Linked DNA regions of Mus musculus: region 2 is linked to region 1. Evidence: chromatin contacts called from ENCODE Hi-C or POLR2A ChIA-PET data. All regions are on one chromosome and are shown on one strand. Each heading gives the region's core, a stretch centred on a gene start or an enhancer-like site at or near the end of the contact. The rest is flanking DNA. Distances are from core to core; before and after follow the strand shown. Region 1 holds the start of Cibar2 (CBY1 interacting BAR domain containing 2). Region 2 has its middle 71 kb from the start of Gm39264.

The links. A loop is a pair of places that touch in the nucleus more often than their neighbours do. ChIA-PET counts read pairs that join two places held with the same protein, here RNA polymerase II (POLR2A).
Region 2: a loop to region 1 is called in a map of heart, with 2.1 times the contacts of the local background. The contact joins the enhancer-like site here to the promoter of Cibar2 in region 1. A Hi-C loop is called at or near these places in 1 of 37 maps with a recorded cell type or tissue (heart). POLR2A ChIA-PET finds 5 or more read pairs at or near these places in 1 of 5 experiments (embryonic stem cell).

What each region holds. Positions count from the first base shown.
Region 1 is chr8:120,175,597-120,180,221 of GRCm38, reverse strand. Cibar2 (CBY1 interacting BAR domain containing 2) reads left to right here and starts at 2,753. Exons shown (of 9, transcript NM_001033980.2): 1 at 2,753-2,908. The coding sequence starts at 2,889.
Region 2 is chr8:120,414,391-120,419,015 of GRCm38, reverse strand. It overlaps a transcript of Gse1 not described here. Among named protein-coding and RNA genes, the nearest start is that of Gm39264, 71 kb to the right of the region's middle. Within about 2 kb of position 2,740, at least 1 of the 3 ENCODE cell types and tissues checked has a DNase peak (open chromatin) inside an H3K27ac peak, as active enhancers do; it is heart, where a contact is called at or near this core.

The sequences.
Region 1 (4,625 bases), core at 1,504-4,003:
CTTAATAGGAGGTGAGTGTGACAGCAAGATCACCTGACAGAGGGCAAGAGGTCATGTAGCAGGCACAATATGCAGGCTTTAGGAATCTGTGGATCAGTAAAAAGATGGTGGTAGGGGAGGTGACCTCTTATAACCCGTATCTCCAGGGCCAGCTCCCAGACCATTGCTCCTACTCCAGAGCCTCACAGAGCTTCCCAGAGAGGGACAGTGACTGCCCAGGTCACACAGCACACCCAAGGCCAAAGCCTAACTGAGAGGCACTTGAGCCCTCAGGTTCTGCTCAGAGTCGTCCTGGGTTTTCTGCTTGTGGACCACGGCTGGGAGTTGGCATTGGGTTTTCAACTTGAGTTTTCCCCCTCTTTTTTCCTAGTTGTTTAAGAACGTAGCTGCCAGAGACTGCCTCACAGATACCACAGGGACCCAGGAGCAAGAGGGGGACACCTGGACTGCCATGTGACATGCCCCCGGGACTGGAGGGAAAACTTCCTACAGATATGACAGGATCCCATGTAACACACATGACTGTGAGCATGGCGAATGCCAGATGGTAGCTGGGCTCCTTTCTTGGGTGGGGAGTGACCAGGATGTGTGTCCTTGCCTTCCTGAGATATAAGCTGGGCCTCATGCTATGTGTACCTGACCCACATGGCTCAGCAAGATGTGCATCTATTGTGAGAAGGGAGAGAGAGTGACAGACAGACAGACAGACAGACAGACAGACAGACAGACAGTGACAGAGAGAGAGACAGAGGGAGACAGAGAGAGGCAGAGACAGACACAGATAAAGACAGAGAAACAAGGAGAAACACGGAGACACAGAGAAAGACAGGAAAGGGACTACAGAGAACCAGACAAGGACAGAGAATATGCGCCCTCCAGTGGCCACCCTGGACAATGCGGGTTGGTGACTCTCCAGTCGGCCAACCTCCACTCTGACCCCCATGTCTTAGTTCTGCATAGCCCGAGACAGTTTTCATTTTTTCAAATTCATAAGGTTTCCAAGGATTCCAAGAGAGCCAATGACGAGACCTCGCACAGTCTGTCCTCCACACCTATGCCATACCTGTGTCTCCAGTCTCCTGTGTCCCCTCTGCAATCCCGCCACCCTAAGCAGGAGGACTGGAGTGTGGTCTCTGTCGCCCTCTGGTGGTCACAGGCTATAGTACAGGGCAGACAGGGACGAAGCTGATTAACTGGAATAGCTGGGGTCTGGAGGAAACCGATTCCTTAAGATAGAGAAGACCCCAGACAGACTGAGGCAGGGATGTAGTCGTCCACCACTGGCTATCAGAGGTGGGATTCAGTCACCTCTGCATTCCAGAAGCTGGCCATATTCTTGGGGCATTGGCATCCCTCACCCACAGACAGAAAAGCCACAGTCCGTCAATGGGTACAGGAGGCGGATTCTCTGCAGATTGGAACAGCAGCCTCTGAATGAGCCCCATCTCCCATGCCGGAGTGACTCATCTGCTCAGCCTGTCTGCTGAGACCCCGTTTCCAGTAAGGCGATGCTCTGAGACCCAGGGTGGACATGTACTTTGGGGAGACACTTTTCAATTCAGCTAACACCTCAGAAGGGAGGGATTACGGACCAGGAGACACAGAGCATCATTCAGAGAGAAAAATCACAGGACTGGCACAGCCCCGGTAGGAGTTCAGGGCCATGGCTGCCCCTAAACAGAGGGCACAGTACCGTAAAGGACACACAGAGATTTGTGTTGTCTGGGGAAACCTGTCCCTGCCCCCCAAAAGGGGAGCATAACACATGTGCCACAGAGACCCAGCACTCAGGTGTGCTCTGAGGGCTCGCTGGACAGGGGACCCGGCTCCCAGTGCCCAGCCCACCTATCTCCTCATCCCTGCCGCAGGGGCTCCAGTTCCTATTGGGCGATTGTCTAGGAGACTAGAGAGACCAGGGCTTTGCTTTCAGGCCACACAGCAGAGCTGAGGCGTGGGGTTTGAATCTGAAGCAGCTGACCGTAATGTTTCTGCCTTACTAAGTGTTTAAAACAAATCCCAGCATGATGGAGCTGGGACGCACACAAAAAAACGACCCAGTGTGACAGGCGTCCCGTGGAACTATCAATATCTTGCCTTGGGTTCTCTGCCTCCACCACCAGGCCTGCTTTGCACCTTAAGTGAAAAGGGGAGTGGGGCGGGGCGAGTGGGGCGGGGCGGGGCGGGCGGGGCGGGGCGGGGGCTGTGACCCGCAGACCTCTCAACGTGTTAGTGCTCTGACGCTGGAGTCACCTTCCCCAAGTCTAACAGTGGGAGTCGCATACTCTGGGAAGCCCAGGACTGCCTGATTCGCTAGGCACTCCTCTGAGCTGCTGCCTGTCCCCCCGCACCCCCCCCCCCCGCACTCCTTTGGTTCACCTTCTCCGCTTCCCTTTACCGTCTACTCCCCCCACCCTCAGTGACACTGGCTCCCACGCCCCGCCCACCGGGCCTTCTGCCTTGAGGGTGGAGGAGACTCTACACAGCAGGGTCCAGGGTGAAGTCCCAGGCAAGCTCCCTTCGGGGATCTCCCTGTCCGTTCCTGGTGGTTACAAGCACTTTGAACCCCCAAGAACACCATATTCAAAGGCATGTGGAGGTTCTGTGTCCCACTTCCAATTCATTTCAGAGAGTGGTTAAGCCCCAAGGCAAAGCTGGCCCTCCTCACCCCGCAGGGGAGGCCCTGGTTGCCCAGCAACCAGCTGGGCTCCTCCCAGGGCTTGCCTGGGGATGGCCCGTTGCCTGGCAACCAGGCAGCAGAGTCCCTTGAGCTTAGCCAGACCACACAGCTGGGCCCAGTACTAGCTGCCTTCTCTCTGACTAGGGGACCCCTGGGGCCCTGTCCTTATCCTCCCCAAGATCCTGGCAGCAGGTGCCTCTCTCTGTCCACAATGAACGTCGTCCTCTCCAGGTGAGCAGCCTGCGCTGCTGGGAGGGGTATGCAGGTGGGATCCTCACGTTCTGCCACATCGGGGAGGAGGGCAGGTGAGCCCCCTGCCATCCCTTCTCAAAGTGGAGGGAGGGCTTGAAGCATAGAGGTTACCAGAATGCGATCTGTCGGCCTCACCTGTGCTGCGTGAAGAGCAAGTGTAGCCACTCTCTGGTCTGTTCCCTGCTTTTGCTTGCCCCCTAGGAACCCCTCCAAAAACCCAGGCCCCAGACCTTGACACTGCTCCCTCTAATGGCCCCAGACTCCCTGTCACCTGCCCTCCCTGATTGCCTTTGAGTCTCCCTAGGACTCAGACTTCCAGTGTCCTGGATGCACCCAGAATGCTCTTTAAAAGCTGGCTTCCAGCCTTACCCACGGGGCCTGCTTGCCTGTCTAACTGTGTATGAGTGACAGCCATCCTGGAGTCTGGCCTGCTGTATGCCCTTGGGCGGGATGCTTTGCATCTCTGGGCTTTTGTTTACTTGATTAAAAAAAAAATGTCAATAGCAACCTCTTCTAGGGAAGTGTGAGCGGAGCATTTGCAAACTACAAAGTTGAAGCTCATTAGCAGGCGTGAGACAGTGCTCCTTATGGGGTCTGCCAAGTGGCCACCACTAGAGGCCACAAGAGGGGCTTGGGTTCTAGAGAAGGGAGGGCAGCAAGGGACAGGAAAGACCTGGGGCTGAGGGGAGGGGACTGTGACAGGACGCCTCAGGAGCCTCCTGTACCCTTATGAAGACTGAGCACACAGGTTGTCACTAACGCTGGCTGTGGGCAGGATGCGGGGTGTGGGAGGCGGCATGAGCCCTGGAGGTGTGTCAGAGAAGGCAAGCGTGTGGCATGCGGTGGTCAGTGGTCTGCAAAGAGCTCTGTGGAGGAGCCCAGGGCTGGTGGGAGGGAGAAGGGACCAGGCAGAGGAGTAAGGGTGATAGAGAGCCCAAGTACTCCGCAGGGAGCTTGATGGGGTCGGATGGCATCGTGTAGCATCCAGTGACAGCCATCACAGCTGTCCACAACTCCCTATCAGAGCATCCTTGGTACCAAATGGACTGCAAGATGCAAGACACTGGGAAGGGAGTATAAATTAAGTATAAATTTAATTATGAGTATAAATTAATTATGTATGTGTGTGTCTCTAACACTGTGCACACTGTGCAGAGGACAGAGGAAGACACTGGGTGTCCCCTCGATTGCTCTTGCTTATTTATTGAGACAGGATCTCTCACTGAATCAGGAGCTGGGCTGGCAGATAAAAACTCAGGCATCCTTCTGTCTCAGAGCCCCACAATGCTGGAGTTACAGGTGTATGTGGGGGCCACTCCTGACCTTTTGTCTTGTTTAAGATTGTGTGTGTGTGTGTGTGTGTGTGTGTGTGTGTGTGTGTGTGTGTATTTTGCATTGTTTTGTTTTTTGAGGCAGGGTTTCTTTATGTAGTCCTTAGCTGTCCTAGAACTCTCTGTGTAGACCAGGCTGGTCTCAAAATCCCAGAGATCAGCCTGTCTCTGCCTCACCAGTGCTGGGATTCAAGGCATGCCTGACCACACCCAGTTCATGTTTTTAGATTATCAGTAATGCACTTAGGTATATACAGAGGTGGATTTGTGCACAGGAGTACAAGTGTCCGAGGAGGACATATTGCTCTGAGCTGCAGCTACAGGTGGTTGTGAGTCTGAGAACTGAATTTGGGTGTTTCTACAAA
Region 2 (4,625 bases), core at 1,491-3,990, 240 kb before region 1:
TATTAACCCCAAGGGCAGGAAGTTCCTACAAGAGCACCTCAGCCCCTCTACAGGGGTCTCCACTCACCCAGCACCAAACTCACTCCGAGCAATCTACGCAGAAGAGACAGACTCACTTGACAAATACTTGCTCACAAAACAAACAGACTAAAACCACCACAGTGCTGCGGGCATGGACGGACACCTCGGGTGATGTCCGAACCAGAGCCCCAGCTCAGGGTGTTCAGGGCCTACAGGAAGGGACAGCCAAAGGCTTTCAACCGGGAACATCTTCACCTTGAGCTGTGGAAGCCATGGCAAGAGGCTTCCTACAACAGAACACAAAGACCCATCCGAGCTTCCAGAAAAACCTGGGGCTCCTCAAGCTAAGAGTTCCAGCGGGGGCCTGAGAAGCTCCAGTGGCTTGGTCACGGTACCAGATCCAGCCAGTGTTCCTGGATGTGGCCTGGGCACCAGCAGGTTTTAGTCTGTTCCCAGGTGATTTCTGAACTGTCAAACACGGGGGCTCCAGGCCAGAAGGTAAGCATGGTGAGTGGGGGTGGGGAGCGGGGTTGAGGGATGGGGGTGGGGGGTCAGGGGCCACAGACTGGATCAGAGCCAACTGCCTGCATACCAAGGCTTGAGCCGAGTAAACAAGTAACAGAGATTGGCAGGGCCATGGAACAGGCATGTCGGGGAGGGAGGAACGCTCAACTCTCACACACTGCCTATCACTGCAGGGCTTTGCCAGGCCAGAGTGGCACACTATTTCCACACACCCATCCTTTTGATTATCTCTGCTGGCCACCATTGGCTGACTGGGACAAAGACATCTCTTTGGCCATGGTGGGACCTGACACAGATTCGGGAGTCAGGTAGGGACACAGAGGGAGCAGGAGGAAGCTTGGGCAGCCACCAAGAGCAGCCTAGCCTCGGAACCAACGCGACACGAGTCCTCAAAGAGGGAGAGACAGGGCTGCAGGGTTTCACACTTTATGCTCCCATCCAGACACACCCCAGGGACCACAGCAGACCTGGGGTCCCAAAGGGACAGAACAAGATGCTCCGGGCGGGCAGATGTGCATTGTGACTGTGGTGGGGATCTTTTTCCCCAATGTGGCTTCAATAGTACTCACGTGCCCTTGCCTGCAGGTTAGACCTTGATAATCGTGCTGTCTTTTTCCATGAGGACAATGGACTCAGAGTCTCATCTCTGGCAGAGGCTCAATCCCTGAGCCTGCACCCTTAGCTCCCAATAAACCTAGTTTTGTTTTGTTTTGTTTTGTTTTGTTTTGTTTGAAACCTCAGGAGCCCAGGCTCTATTTAATTCTATGTAATTCTTGCTGTTACCGAGAGTGACCCCTGACCTCTGATCCCCTCGCCTCCACCTCCTGAGTACCAGGATTACAGGTGTGTGTCACCACACCTGGCTTTTAAAAACACGGTAAGACATCTACATGAGAGCGGATCATGAAATAAACAAGGGCCTCACTGTGCTGGAAGGGAAGGTCTTGGGGCTGAGGCTGAGCTCTGCCTCCCCGGGGCCACCCTGGGAGCCCTGGTGAGCCGCATCAGCAGGGCTGGAGGCCTCATCATTATTTGTGTCTCATTCCCCGTGGGGGAAACGTAGTTGCCTTCCCTAACAATAACAAAGTATCAGGGCGGCTCTTAAAAGCCACCTCTCACATTTCCTAGAGGCCACCAGGCTCAGAAGTGGCAAGCTAGCCCTCCAAGATCACACAGCAGCTATTCTGACAGCTAGGCATGCTGCCCCCTAGAGCATTGCCAGCCCTGGCCACTTCCTCAAAGCCCATGGATATTCATTAAATACATCTCAACTGAGCAGAATACAGGCCTAACAGGCTCCTGCGCCTTGATCACACAAGAGGGGGCGGGGCTTGCCGCTGCGTGCTCAAATCCAATCTATCCTACTTGGCAAGCGCTCACCGCCTGCCTGTGGGCTGTAGGAAAACTGGCTTGGTGTGGCAGGGTGGTGACCACTGCCTACTGTAGAAGCCAGGGCTCTGCTCAGCCCTCACGCCTCCTGGGCCTGGGCAGCAGCTGGCCACGGTCCCAGGGAGGCCCTTAGTTTCCCAGCCGCCCCTGGCTTTGTTTACCCGGGCCCTTCCAGGCCAGGAACCATCCGGAAAAGGCGGTTAGGCCGGGAACAGCTGCCTGGCGCCTCTGAATGGCTCAGATGTGGTGCGCGGCGGGGGCCAGAGCCAGTATGCTGCCGCTAGGTGAAATCGGCTGCCGTTAGAGTCACCAAGAGCAATTAAAACGAGAGGAAAAACAGCCAGGGTCCTCCAGAGGCACCCGACCAGCTGCTCCCTGCTCCCACCTCTTGGGCCCCTGGGGGTAGCTCGGGCTCTGATTCTTGCCTGGCTAGCGCGCACGCCCCGCCACCTGCCTTCCGCAGAGTCAATATTGACAGCCCCTGAGCAGCTCTCCGGCTTGCCAAGGGTTGGGGACGGGGAGGCAGAAGGCTCCGGATCTCCACTCGATTGCTGTGTGGAGAGATGAGATATTACCTTCCTGACCCAAAACCGGAGTTCACAGCTGCACTTCATTAGGCTCTTCCAGGAGGCCCAGGGAGAGGCCAGGGCTCACCTGCGGGCAGCAGCTGCTGCCTGCCTGCCTCCCTCCCTCGAGGCGCCCTGGGCTCCTGCCCAGGCTTCAGGGCATGGGGTGGACTGCCCAGGCTGGTCGCCAGCACTACCCGGAAGTCCCTCCACAGCCCTGCCAGGAGGGAGAGGAAATGACCATAGACCTGGGTCCGAATCTCCTAGAAAGTACTAGAAGTTGATGCTAGTGGGTATCACCCTCCTGGACTCCTCGCTTTGTCTCTCTGGGTGACATGTTCCCTATATGGTGCTGTAGTGTGTCTGGGTACACAGTAGATGCTCAATAAACGCCCCTTCCCGTCCCCTTTGCAGCTGTAGCTGCCTTTGGAATGCTCACACCGCATAACTGAGAGTTACTTTAACGTCACCTTGAAAGCACCTAGTCTACAAAGATCCAGAAGGCCAGTTGAGTCCCACAAGAGGGGCAGCCCACGTCTTCATCTCACAGGAGGAGCAGAGATACTCAACCAGGATTAAGGGCTTCCCCAAAAAAGCAGTGGAGCTGGAAGTTAAGGGGATCCCGCAGGCAGCAAAGTCAGACACTCCAGTCTAGGGGCCATCTCTGGGCAGCCACTAGGCTGCCTGACTCTGCTCACTGTTGTTCACCGCATCTTTGCTCTCGGCCATGACGTCTGTTAGTCATGCCTCAGCAGGCTCCAAGGTGTCCATGCTGTGACTCTGACCCACCACAGGAGCATGGTGGCTGGCAGAGAGAAGCTATGCAACCTGAACAGATCCCTTGAGCTCTCTGGGTCGTCCGTCACTGAGCATGAACCATATGGCTTGAAGGCTGTGCCTATGGAGGCGTGTGGGAGCCTGAATCCCAGTTTAGTTTTCTTCTCTGTCCCTCCATGTGCTTCAGACACTGGAGGGCGGGGGGCGGGGGGGGGGGGGGGAGAGGAACATGGTGGGACGATGACAGACTGACAGACCGGGACGGGGACAACAAGATTTTAATTCAGTCCCAGCTCAGAACCCTGTGCAATCCCGGGTGTAGCTCCCCAAGTCTGGGTCACCTTTCTAGCTCCGGGTAAGATGCACCATGCTCAGGGCTGATGTGGTGACAGGTGACAGGGACTCAGGTACTAAGGACCCCCCCCCCCCACCTCATCCCTAGTTCTTGTCCTCTCAAGATGTCCTTACAGCTGCCCTTTCCAGGTGGGAAAACTGAAGTCTGAGGAGACCTGGGTCAAGGTCAAATAAACGGAGCTGAGATTTGAACCCTGCACTTAGGTGCCCCAGTTTTCCACCACTATAAGCTTATGAGAACCCCTTTCTAGGGGCTTCTCCAGCCACTGGGGGTGGGGTGGGGGGTCAGGGGCTGTGATGGCTGGAGCGTGTGTGTGTGTGTGTGTGTGTGTGTGTGTATGTGTTTGTGTGTGTGTGCATGGGTGTGGAGGCCAGAGGTTGACATTTCCTGACTTTTCTGAGGCAAGCTCTCTCACTGAAGCTGGAGCTTGCAGGCCTGACTCACCAGCCAGCAAGCTCCAGGCGTCCAGCCTTTTCCTCTTCCCCAGTGGTGGTGGCATCACAGACTCGCCACACAGCCATCTTTTATGTGGGTGCTCGGGTAATCATACCGGGGTCCTCATGCTTGCATAGCAAGCAGTTCACCCACTGAGCCTTCTCCTCAGCCCCTGTGAAGAATCCTTACAGAGAGAGTAGCCCCTGAGTGTGGGGGTTGCACGTTGCTCACCAAATCCCCAGTGCAGCAAGCAGGAGCTCGGGCTGACGCAGGGCAGAGAGTTGGAAGTGAGAGGCCATATTGCCCAAGGACCCATTCCAGGTCTTGGCTAAAATGAGAGGCTACAGCCTATAGGGCCCCTGCCATGGAGTTGTAGAGGTGGCTCTAGGCTCTGGGATGGATGAGGAGGAGACAGGAGCTGTGCCTGAGAACTATAAGCTTCTGCAGTGACAGAGCCTGGGGAGGGAGGGTGCAGCCGGCCCTGAGGGAACTTGTAGGCCAGAAGAGCAAACAGGCTTAGAGAAATGTGCTCTTCTGCCAAGGGTAAGGATGCCAGA